Linked DNA regions of Homo sapiens: region 2 is linked to region 1. A link is an interaction called in ENCODE POLR2A ChIA-PET data of the cell type or tissue named here. Cell type or tissue: Panc1. All regions are shown on one strand. Links, peaks and the distances in the headings refer to the core of each region. The heading gives the core; the rest is flanking DNA. Region 1 overlaps PITPNC1 (phosphatidylinositol transfer protein cytoplasmic 1). Region 2 overlaps PITPNC1 (phosphatidylinositol transfer protein cytoplasmic 1).

The links. Peaks named below come from ENCODE experiments on the same cell type or tissue, not always from the same donor. Only the 100,000 strongest peaks of a DNase experiment are listed, where the experiment ranks them.
Region 2: POLR2A ChIA-PET joins it to region 1 with 11 read pairs; 3 of 35 experiments call an interaction of 5 or more read pairs at or near these places.

The regions. Positions count from the first base shown.
Region 1 is chr17:67,612,601-67,617,977 of GRCh38, forward strand. All of the region lies in intron 5 of PITPNC1 (phosphatidylinositol transfer protein cytoplasmic 1), which reads left to right. Among named protein-coding and RNA genes, the nearest start is that of NOL11, 100 kb to the right of the region's middle. In Panc1, for the core only: no CTCF peak of the experiment used is centred there; no DNase peak of the experiment used is centred there.
Region 2 is chr17:67,421,756-67,427,132 of GRCh38, forward strand. The region is part of intron 1 of PITPNC1 (phosphatidylinositol transfer protein cytoplasmic 1); the gene reads left to right. Among named protein-coding and RNA genes, the nearest start is that of MIR548AA2, 47 kb to the right of the region's middle. RefSeq lists an enhancer at 1-858. In Panc1, for the core only: no CTCF peak of the experiment used is centred there; a DNase peak (open chromatin) is centred at 296; H3K27ac peaks cover 2,339 bases.

The DNA.
Region 1 (5,377 bases), core at 219-5,218:
CATTGAAGAAAGCTTCCTAGCATATTGGGAAGAAAACTCATGGTTGGGGTGTGGCTGGGTGGATGGATGGGCGGATGGATGGATGGATGGATGGATGGATGGATGGATGGATGGATGGATGGATGGATCAATGGGTGGATGTGGAGATCAGAGTCTCAAGAGAAAAAGAGTTAAGAGTCCAGCAGTTGTGCAGGTGAGATGGGGGATTCAAACGTCTATCAGGAAGGTGGATTTGTGAGATACAGAGGCAGTGGAGTGAATAGAACTTCATGTCTGACCACATGTGAGAATGAGAAAGAAATAAGAGTGTAATGGCCGGACACAGTGGTTCAGGCCTATAATCACAGCACTTCGGGAGGCTGAGGTGGGCAGATCACCTGAGGTCGGGAGTTTGAGACTAGCCTGACCAATGTGGAGAAACCCTGTCTCTACTAAAAATACAAAAAATTAGCTGGGAGTGGTGGCGCATGCCTGTAATCCCAGCTACTCAGGATGCTGAGGCAGGAGAATCACTTGAACCCAGGAGGCAGTGGTTGCGGTGAGCCGAGATCACGCCATTGCACTCCAGCCTGGGCAGCAAGAGCGATCAAAAAAAGAAATAAGAATGTAGGATAACACCCAAGTTTTGACCTTGGATGATTAAAGGACCACAAAGGAAAACAAACTTAAACCTTACAGCCAAAGTGGTAAAGGTAGAGATGATGAATGTTAACTTCGAATATGTCTAATAGTCAGTTGATATCAATGGATCTGGAATTCAGGAAAAGTGTCTGAGATATCCAGGAGATTCATTAGGTCATCAGCGATCAAAGGTTAGCATTTTATTATAGATGTTCACTGTGTTATTATAAATAACGTTAAAAAAGAGAAAAATAAAAAGGAAAGGTCTTAAACATGTAACAGTTGCAGATTGGCTCATTTATGTTACAGCCATATATTGAAATGCAATTCAGACCTTAAAAATGAGTGCTGGCTTTGGGAGGCCAAAGTGGGCAGATTACTTGAGGTCAAGAGTTTGAGGCCAGCCTGGTCAACATGGTGAAACCTCATCTCTACCAAAATACAAAAATTAACCAGGTGTAGTGGCATGTGTCTGTAATCCCAGCTGCTTAGGAGGCTGAGTGAGGCAGGAGAATTGCTTGAACCCAAGAGGCAGAGGTTGCAGTGAGCTGAGATGGTACCACTGCACTCCAGCCTGGGCAACAGAGTGAGACTCCGTCTCAAAAAAAAAAAAAAAGGAGTGCTGGTTTAGGAGGTCAATGCTGGAGGATCACTTGAGCCCAGGAGTTCGAAACCAGTCTGGGCAACATGGCAAAACCCTATCTCTACAAAAAAAAAAAAAAAAAAAAAAAAAAGTAGCCTATATTCCCAGCAACTCAGGAGACCGAGGTGGGAGGATCACCTGAGCCTAGGGAGGTTGAGGCTACAGTGACCCATGATCGCGCCACTGCACTCCAGCCTGAGCAACAGAACAAGACTCTGTCTCAAAAAAAAAGAAAAGAAAAGAAAAAGAAAAAAGAGCGCTAGGCTTGTGGGTGCTTTCCCTTCCTTGGTGATACTAACATCTGTCGCTGGCAGGGTACTTCCCAGCCCAGATCAAAATGAAGTGGGCTTTCCCTACTTTATGTCCTCAGATCTTCTCTACTACCCAGTGAGGGACGAACTGACACTTTATTACGGAATCACAGATGAGATTCCAGAATAAAGATTCTTTATTCTTTCCAAAATAAAGAAGTAGTATGATTGTGATAAGAAAAAAGGAGAAAAGAAAATGTTATTAAAAAAATTGGCCAGGCACGGTGGTTCACGCCTATAATCCCAGCACTTTGGGAGGCCAAGGTGGGGAGTTTTGCTTGAGCTCATGAGCTCGAGATCAGCCTGAGCAACATAGTGAAACCGCATCTCTACTAAGAATACAAAAATTAGCCAGGTGTGGTGGCACATGGCTGTAGTCCCAGCTACTCGGGAGGCTGAGGGAGGAGAATCGCTTGAACCTGGGAGGCAGAGGCTGGAGTGAGCTGAGATTGCCCCACTGCACTCCAGCCTGGGCAACAGAGTGAGACTCCGTCTCAAAAAAAAAAAAAATAAATATATAAAATAAATAAAAATAAATTAAAAATGACATCACAGCCCAGGCACAATGGCTCATACCTGTAATCCCAGGACTTTGGGAGGTTGAGGCAGGAGGACAGCTTGAGCCCCAGGAGTTTGAGAGCAGCCTGGGGAATATAGTGGGACCCCGTCTCTACTAAAAAAAAAAAAGTTTTTAATGACATCACAGACGCCAGAATTGATTCACGAGAGTATATGTGAGAGCTGGTCTATGAAGGCAAGAGTGGCGGGTTTCTCCCCATTGGGGAAAAATAGAAACAACAGGCCCACCCAGGGGCCTCATACCTAATTCTACCACAACCCTGGGAAGGGCTCTGGAAGCCAAACCCTCCCCACATGCTAGCCCCAGCCTGTCTTACCCGTGCCTGGAGGGTTCCTTCTGGAGTCTTCTGGGCAGCTGCCCTGGGGAGCAGGGGCCCGTGGAGCTCAGCCAGGAGGCCTTGCGTAGTTTGCCTTGGGAGGTTATTACAGCCAATCCACATAGATGCGAAAACCAAACCAAACACAGCCTACCAGGAACAAGTAACGATTTGTTCCTTTCTTTTGCTTTTTCTGACAGTAGATGCAATCTATCGTGATTCTTAAGTGTTTTTGGGCTAGTGCCCATTCCATTGTTTTTGCCCAGAGAGGCTCACCAGGAATGAGCTGGAAGGAGACACAAGCCCCTAAGTACCTCGGGACGCTTGCTTGGTGAACAAGAGGAGGAAACTCAGAGAGCAGGGCTGCCGGCCTCCTTGTCTTTCGATGCCTCGTGTGGCCACCCCACCGCACGAGCCATAGCCAGCCATCTGTCTCAGTATTTCATTCTCTTGAGGCTGAGCTAGTGTAGTGGCTGTGTCAGGAACCCTGCCTGTTTGTGCAAAGAATTCATTCTTCCAAGAAGGATGAGGATCAAATTCACCTCCACATGGCACACACCGAACACCGAGGCTGTGAAAGGCTGGCCCGTGAGTGTCTCCAGGTTCAATATCGATTTGTCAATTGTAGAGAAAACCAGCAGTTCTAGTTCCCAGAGACCACCCTGTGAATTGAAATAAGAAGGAACGGGGAGAAATTGGAGCTATTTTTAAGCTCAGCTTCTGAGGCTTATTTTAGGAGGCATTATTGATCATACTTCGGGGAAACCGTTCTGCGTCGCTGGTGCCAGTGTCTACATGTGCACATGTGAAGTGTTGGCCTAGACTCCTGAGACCATCTGTGTGCCCAAGGGAGGCTGCAGCCCAGAGGAGAATTCGGACTGAGGCTACTTTGCACCAAAATTAGGCCAAACTCATGAAAGGGCCATTGTTGCAGCTGCCCTGGGAACTGTAACTTAGAAGTGATTTTGTGCCCTTACAGCCTCTTTAGTAAATGAATTGAGTCATAGCATTTGTGATCCTTCCGCATGTACTTTGGTACTTTTCTGTACTTTTCTGTCCTCTTTTTTGTTTGTTTGTTTGTTTGTTGAGATGGAGTTTCATTCTTGTCGCCCAGGCTGGAGTGCAATGGCACGATCTCAGCTCACTGCAGCCTCAGCCTCCCGGGTTCAAGCAATTCTCCTGCCTCAGCCTCCCGGGTACCTGGGATTACAGGGGTGCACTACCACGCCCAGCAAATTTTTGTATTTTTAGTACAAAATGGGTTTTACCATGTTGGCTAGGCTGGTCTCGAACTCCTGACCTGAGGTGATCCACCAGCCTTGGCCTCCCAAAGTGCTGGGGTTACAGGCATGAGCCACCGTGCCCAGCCTCTGTCCTCTTAATGAGTTACCATGATCTAGGGCACCTGATTAGAACGTTGTTTTTCCAAACAGCATCTTTTTCTCATCGGTCACTGTATCACTCTGATCACTGCCCCTTGAATCTTCTTCCTCACCCTTTATTTCACCCAGATGAGCCAGGGTTTACCGTATGTGGGACTTCAGGTCATGGCACAAAATGGTTCTCAACCCTTTTGTTGAGCACCGGTTTGCTGGTGCTCTTTTTAGACACAAACCCTGGAATAAACGTGCCCTTTCCCTCAAAGGGACCCCACTGTGGATTCCTATCCACTTTGTTATCCTTTTTACTCTTAGATCTCTGCCTCACCACTTTCCCAGGCAGCCTCTGCTTTTTCATCTTACTGTTCTCATTTTCGCCTGGTGCGTTCGTCAGCGGCTTTTTATGTTAAACTTCGCAGATGAGCCACGCCTGAAGTTATTCCTGTCCTTCTTTCTCTCCGGTGTATTGTTGTTGACAGGTTTTTATCTGTTGTTTTGAATTTTCTGTGACCTTTGGGGTGGGCAGAGAAAAAAAAGGACAAATGTCCACCATCGGCCGGTCTGAACGCCACATTTAATGTGTTCTTTTTGAGTGTTCTAACCCTTCCTTCTTCCTGCACACATTTAATAACAGAGAACCAAAAAAAGCCTAGTTGCCTTCATTCATGAATATTTGGGACAGTGAGGCCTCAGGGAAGGCCAGCTTTTCTGGCTACAGGGACGGTCTTAATCTGGAGAATGGAAGAAAGAGGTCCTTTAAAAACCAGAGAGTTGGCTGGGCACAGTGGCTCATGCCTGTAATCCCAGCACTTCGGGAGGCCGAGGTGGGTGGATCACTTGAGGTCAGGAGTTTGAGACTAGCCTGGCCACCATAGTGAGAACCTGCCTCTAATAAAAATATAAAAATTAGCCAGGCATAGTGGTGCACACCTGTAACCCAGCTATTTGGGAGGCTGAGGCAGGAGAATCACTTGAACCCAGCTGCAGAGTTTGCAGTAAGCTGAGATTGCACCACTGCACTCCAGCCTGGGTGACAGAGCAAGACTCTGTCTCAAAACAAACAAACAAAATTAAACCCAGAGAGTTGTAATAGTTTCCCAGGGCCGCCAAAACAAATCATCACAAATTGGGTGGTTTGAGACAACAGAAATTGATTCTCTTGCAGTTCTGGAGGCCAGAAGTCCCAGGTCAAGGTCAGGCTCTTGGGGATGATCCCTCCTTGCCTCTTCCAGCCTCTGGTGGCTCCAGGCGTTTCTTGGCTCAGGGCTGCAACACTCTAATCTCTGCCTCTGTCTTTACATGACTTTCATCCCCCTGTGTGAACTGCCCTGTGCCTTAATCGTATCTGTGTCCTCTCCTCTTCACATAAGGATACCAGTCGTCAGATTTAGGAGCCACCCTAAATCCAGGATGACTTCATCTCAAGATCCTTAACTAATTACATCTGCAAAGACCCTATTTCCAAACAAGGTCACATTCTGAGGTTCCTGGGAGACATGAGATTCGGGGGGACACTCTTCAACTTAC
Region 2 (5,377 bases), core at 265-5,264, 190 kb before region 1:
CCTGTGTCTTAGTTTCCTTACCTCCTAGAAATGTGGCAAAGATGCAGAATCTGTTTATTTAGTAAATATTTATCAAGTTCTGGGAATACAGCGGCGAATAAGCCACCAAATCCTTCCTTGATGGGACTCACCCTCTAACACAGCCAAGGCAATGAGAGACCTTCCAGGAATAACATTGAGAGGCAAATTATGCATGTAGGTGACACATGAGGCCAACAGGAAATGACCTCGAATTGAAGTTGAAATTTACAGTGCGAGATGAGCCAAGAATCTGTGAACCCTTAGAACTCAGGCAAGGTGAGCTGGTGTGACTTGCAGGAAGTATGACTCAATTGTGACTGTACCCAAGAAGGCTTAAACCACATCATCTGAAAGAAGGATGTGCCAACATACGCTTCCAATGACTAAAAGGAGGGGCAGAGGGAAAAACAAAACAGCATGTTCCCAGGCCCATCCTAGGAGGAAGGAAGGCTATTAATACATTCCTTTGACATTGTCTACTTACCATTGCATAGAGTTGGAGGTGAGTGGCATATGGAGAGACAGAGATTTGGAGACAGACTGAGTTTGAATCCCAATTTTGTCTTATTAGGCCGTGGACAAGTCATTTCAACTCTCTAAGCTTCAATTTCCTCATTATTTATTTTTTAAAATAGAGATGAGGTCTTGCTATGTTGCCTAGGCTGGTCTTGAGCTCCTGGGCTCAAGCCATCCTCTTGCCTTGGCCTCCTGAGTACATACAGGTGTGAGCCACCACACCCACCTGCCCAGCCCTAGCTTGCTCACTGTCTTTCTTTTTTTCTTTTTTTTGAGACAGAGTCTTGCTCTGTCACCCAGGCTGGAGCACGGTGGTGTGATCTCGGCTCACTGCAACCTCTACCTCCCAGGTTCAAGAGATTCTCCTGCCTCAGCCTCCTGCGTAGCTGGGATTAGACTACTACACTCGGCTAATTTTTGTATTTTTAGTAGGGATGGGTTTCACCATGTTGGCCAGGCTGGTCTCGAACTCCTGACCTCACGTGATCTGCCCACCTCAGCCTCCCAAAGTGCTGGGAATAAAAGTCGTGAGCTACCACGCCGGTCTAGCTTACTCAAACAATGTCTAGTTTGCAGGGTAGTGTATGTACGTGCCTCAGTGTCTTTGGTGTGATATACACTTAGTAAATGTTAGTTCAGCTCTAACAGACTCATCTGAGATTTTGATTCTGTAACTCCCAAGAGTTCAGTATGCTAGCATTTTTTTTTTTTTAACATGAGGAAGAGTTGGGTAAGGAAGAGCTGTGTTTTAATTGCATTACGGCTCAACTGCTAACTGTTTTGATATGTTGAACAAAGTCCATTGATTCTTCATGGAGGAGTGCTTGCTGGGGAGTGTGAGTCAGCACGTCTGCGTTATTAACTTGTTCGGAAGCTTTTTGTGGCAGATTGATTTTAAAAGCCCCCAAGGAAACAGAGGATTTTATTTAATAGAAATATTGTCAGAATGACATTGAGATTTGGGTTTAGCTTTCAAATCACTGGATACAAGTTGAATCAGGTCTTTTCTCTGACAGATATTGGAAACATGGTGTGTTGGAGAAATACTCTCCATTGCCTGGCAGGGCCCTTACCTTGGGAGAGGGGGATGATATTTGCCTGGAGCACCCCGGTGACCCCACCTAGCAGGCCTGACTTTCTAAAGGCAAGGATGTGGGCTTGGTACAGAGAGGTGGCGAAACCTGAATATTAGTATTTTCAAATCTGATTACTAGTATTTTCAACCGACCTGACTAGGCGCAAATCCATGCTCATTTAAATGAAAGTCTACCTGAAATCATGCCTCACTGCAACCATGCACTTCTGGGCTTAAGCGATCCTCCTGCCTCAGCCTCCCTGAAGGTCCACCTGCATTTGAATAAGGATGGATGTGCGCCCAGGTATGTCTTTGTGGGTTTCCATCCTATAGTTCTGGAGCAAAGGACAAATGGAAGAAAGTTGCTAAAGAAAAGAAGAGCGTTTCTGTGGCTCCTTCAAGAGCAGTTACAGATTTCTGTCCTGAAGCCAGGAGGGAATATGTGGCCCAGGTCCCACAGTGGAGAGTTGCAATGCTCCCTCTTGGGCATCTCTGTCCTCATTTGGATTCAGGGCTGAAACTTCGGGATCAGTTTCACAGAAGAGGTTTCAAGTAGATTTCTTGCAGTCCTGAAAGTCACACTTCTCTGAAATTGGTTTAACACCAATCCAAAACCTATTGGTGTTCCTGTTACATTTTACAACTCTTCATATGCCACTTAAGAAATGACCTCTCTAGAATTGTGACTCCAGCCTAGGCAACAGTGGGAGACTGTCTCAAAAAAAAAAAAAAAAAAAAAATAGAGTTGAGGATGAGGAGCTCAAGAATAAAAGTGAGATGGGATGGACAGAGAAAAAGCAGGAAAACTAGCGAATGGTATGGTAGAAGCCAATAGAGAAAGGACTTTCAAGGTGGAGGGAGAGAATTTAAGAGTTGGGACTTCTCTTCCAGCAAGAAGAGGAAGAATGGCATAAGAGGGACTGTGATGTAGGCACTATGTCACCATCGTATTTAATCCAAACTATAACTATGCAAGATTACCACTTGACCTTCAAGAAAACTGGGCTGGCTGGGCGCAGTGGCTCACTCCTGTAATCCCAGCACTTTGGGATGCCGAGGCAGGAAGATAACCTGAGGCCAGGAGTTCGAGACCAGCCTGGCCAACATGGTGAAACCTTGTCTCTTCTAAAAATTCAAGAATTAGCTGGGCGTGGTGGTGGGCGCCTGTAATCCCAGCTACTCAGGAGGCTGAGGCAGAGGAATCGCCTGAACCTGGGAGGCGAAGGTTGCAGTGATCCGGGATCGCACTACTGTGCTCCTGCTTGGGCGACAGAGGAAGACTCCGTCTCACAAAAACAAACAAACAAGCAAATATACAAAACTGAGCTGAGGAGACAATTCGACAATTCATGCAGTCAATAAGTAGGTTGCAGAGGTTGGAGTACAGTGGCGTGATCGGCTCGCTGCAACCTCCGCCTCCTAGGTTCAGGCGATTCTCTTGCCTCAGTGTCAGGCCTCTCAGCCCAAGCTAAGCATGTGACCTTCGTGTATACATCCAGATGGCCTGAAGCAACTGAAGATCCACAAAAGAAGTGAAAATAGCCTTAACTGATGACATTCCATCATTGTGATTTGTTTCTGCCCCACCCTAACTGATCAATGTACTTTGTAATCTTCCCCACCCTTAAGAAGTTTCTTTATAATTCTCCCCACCCTTAAGAATGTACTTTGTGAGATCCACCCCCTGCCTGCAAAACATTCCTCCAAATTCCACCGCCTATCCCAAAACCTGTAAGAACTAATGATAATCCACCACACTTCGCTGACTCTTTTCGGACTCAGCCCGCCTGCACCCAGGTGAAATAAACAGCCATGTTGTGCGCGCGCACGCACACGCACACACACACACACACACACACACACACACACACACACACACACACACACACACACACAGAGGGAGAGAGAGAGAGAAATGACCTCTCTAGAGAAAGAAGAATCACCATGGTATGGGAGAATGAACCCCTCAGAAATGGTCACAGCTTATTCAAGTCCTAAACCCTTGCTATGGGCAAGGGTTGACAAACTTTTTTTTTCTTTTCTTTCTTCTTCCTGTCTTCTTTCTTTTCCTCTCTCTTTCTCTCACTCTTTCTCTCCCTTCCCCTCCCTCCCTCCCTCCTTCCTTCCTTCTCTCTCATTCGCTATTTCTTTTCTTTCTTTCTTTTTTTTTTAGAGACAGGGTCTTGCTCTGTCACCCGGGCTGGAGTGCAGTGGCGCAATCATGCCTCATTGCAACTTTGCACTCCTGGGCTCAAGCGATCTTCCTGCCTCCACCTCCCAAGTAGCTGGGACCAGAGGCACACACCACCACGCTTGGCTAATTAAAAAAAAATTTTTTTTTTAAAGAGATGGGGTCTCACTGTGTTGCCCAGGCTGGTCTCAAACTCCTAGCCTTACGTGATCCTTTCACCTCAGCCTCCCAGAGTGCTGGGATTACAGGTGCAAGCCACCATGCCAGGCAGCAAAGTTTTTCTTAAAAGGCCAGAAAGTAAATATTTTTGCCTTTGCCGATCATAAGGTCTATGTCACAACCACTCAACTCTGCCATTGTAGCTCAAAAGCAACCATAGACAATAGGGTCAAGGAGTGAGTGTGACTGTGTTTCAATAAAACTTTATTTAACACATAGGCCTCCCTCCTGCAATCCCTTTTGCTGATCACTTCATAGACCATCATACACTTCCTGTGCTCTTTGGAGCTTGAAAATCATACTTTGGAGTAAGAAATTCTTTTGAATATAAATTACATATGTTTGGCTGTGGAGAAATAGGAATGCTTTTACACTGTTGGTGGGAAGGTAAATTCGTTCCACCATTGTGGAAGACAGTATGGGGATTCCTCAAGACTCTAGAACCAGAAATACCATTTGACCCAGCAATCCCATTACTGGGTATATGCCCTAAGAAATATAAATCATTCTACTATAAAGACACATGCACATGTATGTTTATTGTGGCACGATTTACAAGAGCAAACACATGGAATCAACCCAAATGCCCATCAACGATAGACTGGATAAAGAAAATGTGGTACATATACACCATGGAATACTATACAGCCATAAAAAGGAATGAGATCATGTCCTTTGCAGGAACATGGATGAAGCTGGAAGCCATCATCCTCAACAAACTAACAGAGGAACAGAAAACCAAACACCACGTGTTCTCACTCATAAGTGGGAGTTGAACAATGAGAACACATGGACACAGGGAGGGGAACAACACACACCGGGGCCTGTTGGAGGGTGGGGGGCGAGGGGAGGGATTTAGAGGATGGATCAATAGGTGCAGCAAACCACCATGGCACACATATACCTATGTAACAAAACTGCTCATTCTGCACATGTATCCCAGAACTTAAAATAAAAATAAAAAATAAATTACATATGTTTAGAGAAAGGAAGCTTCCATATTTATGTATCATCATGATTTTTTTAAAAACTTATTTAATTTGCATACAAATTTGTTCCACATTTGTTTCCTGTAAAATGGATTCCTCATAAATGCTTGGTAAGAGTATCCATGTTTGATGTGAAACAAACTGATGATGCTTGAATTCCTGTTTACTCTGAAGTTCTTTTCACATGCTGGTGAGTTCTGAGCACCATGCTTACATGCACCTCTCCTTTGCAGCAAACATAAGTTTTGAGGTCCCTGTGAGTCCTAATGGCACCGAGGTGCTGTCTCAGGTGACCTTCTCCTAATCCTGAAAAAGTCTCCATGATTGGCCCTGGAGGAGTTCTCCTGGTTGTCTGGAATGAGTTCA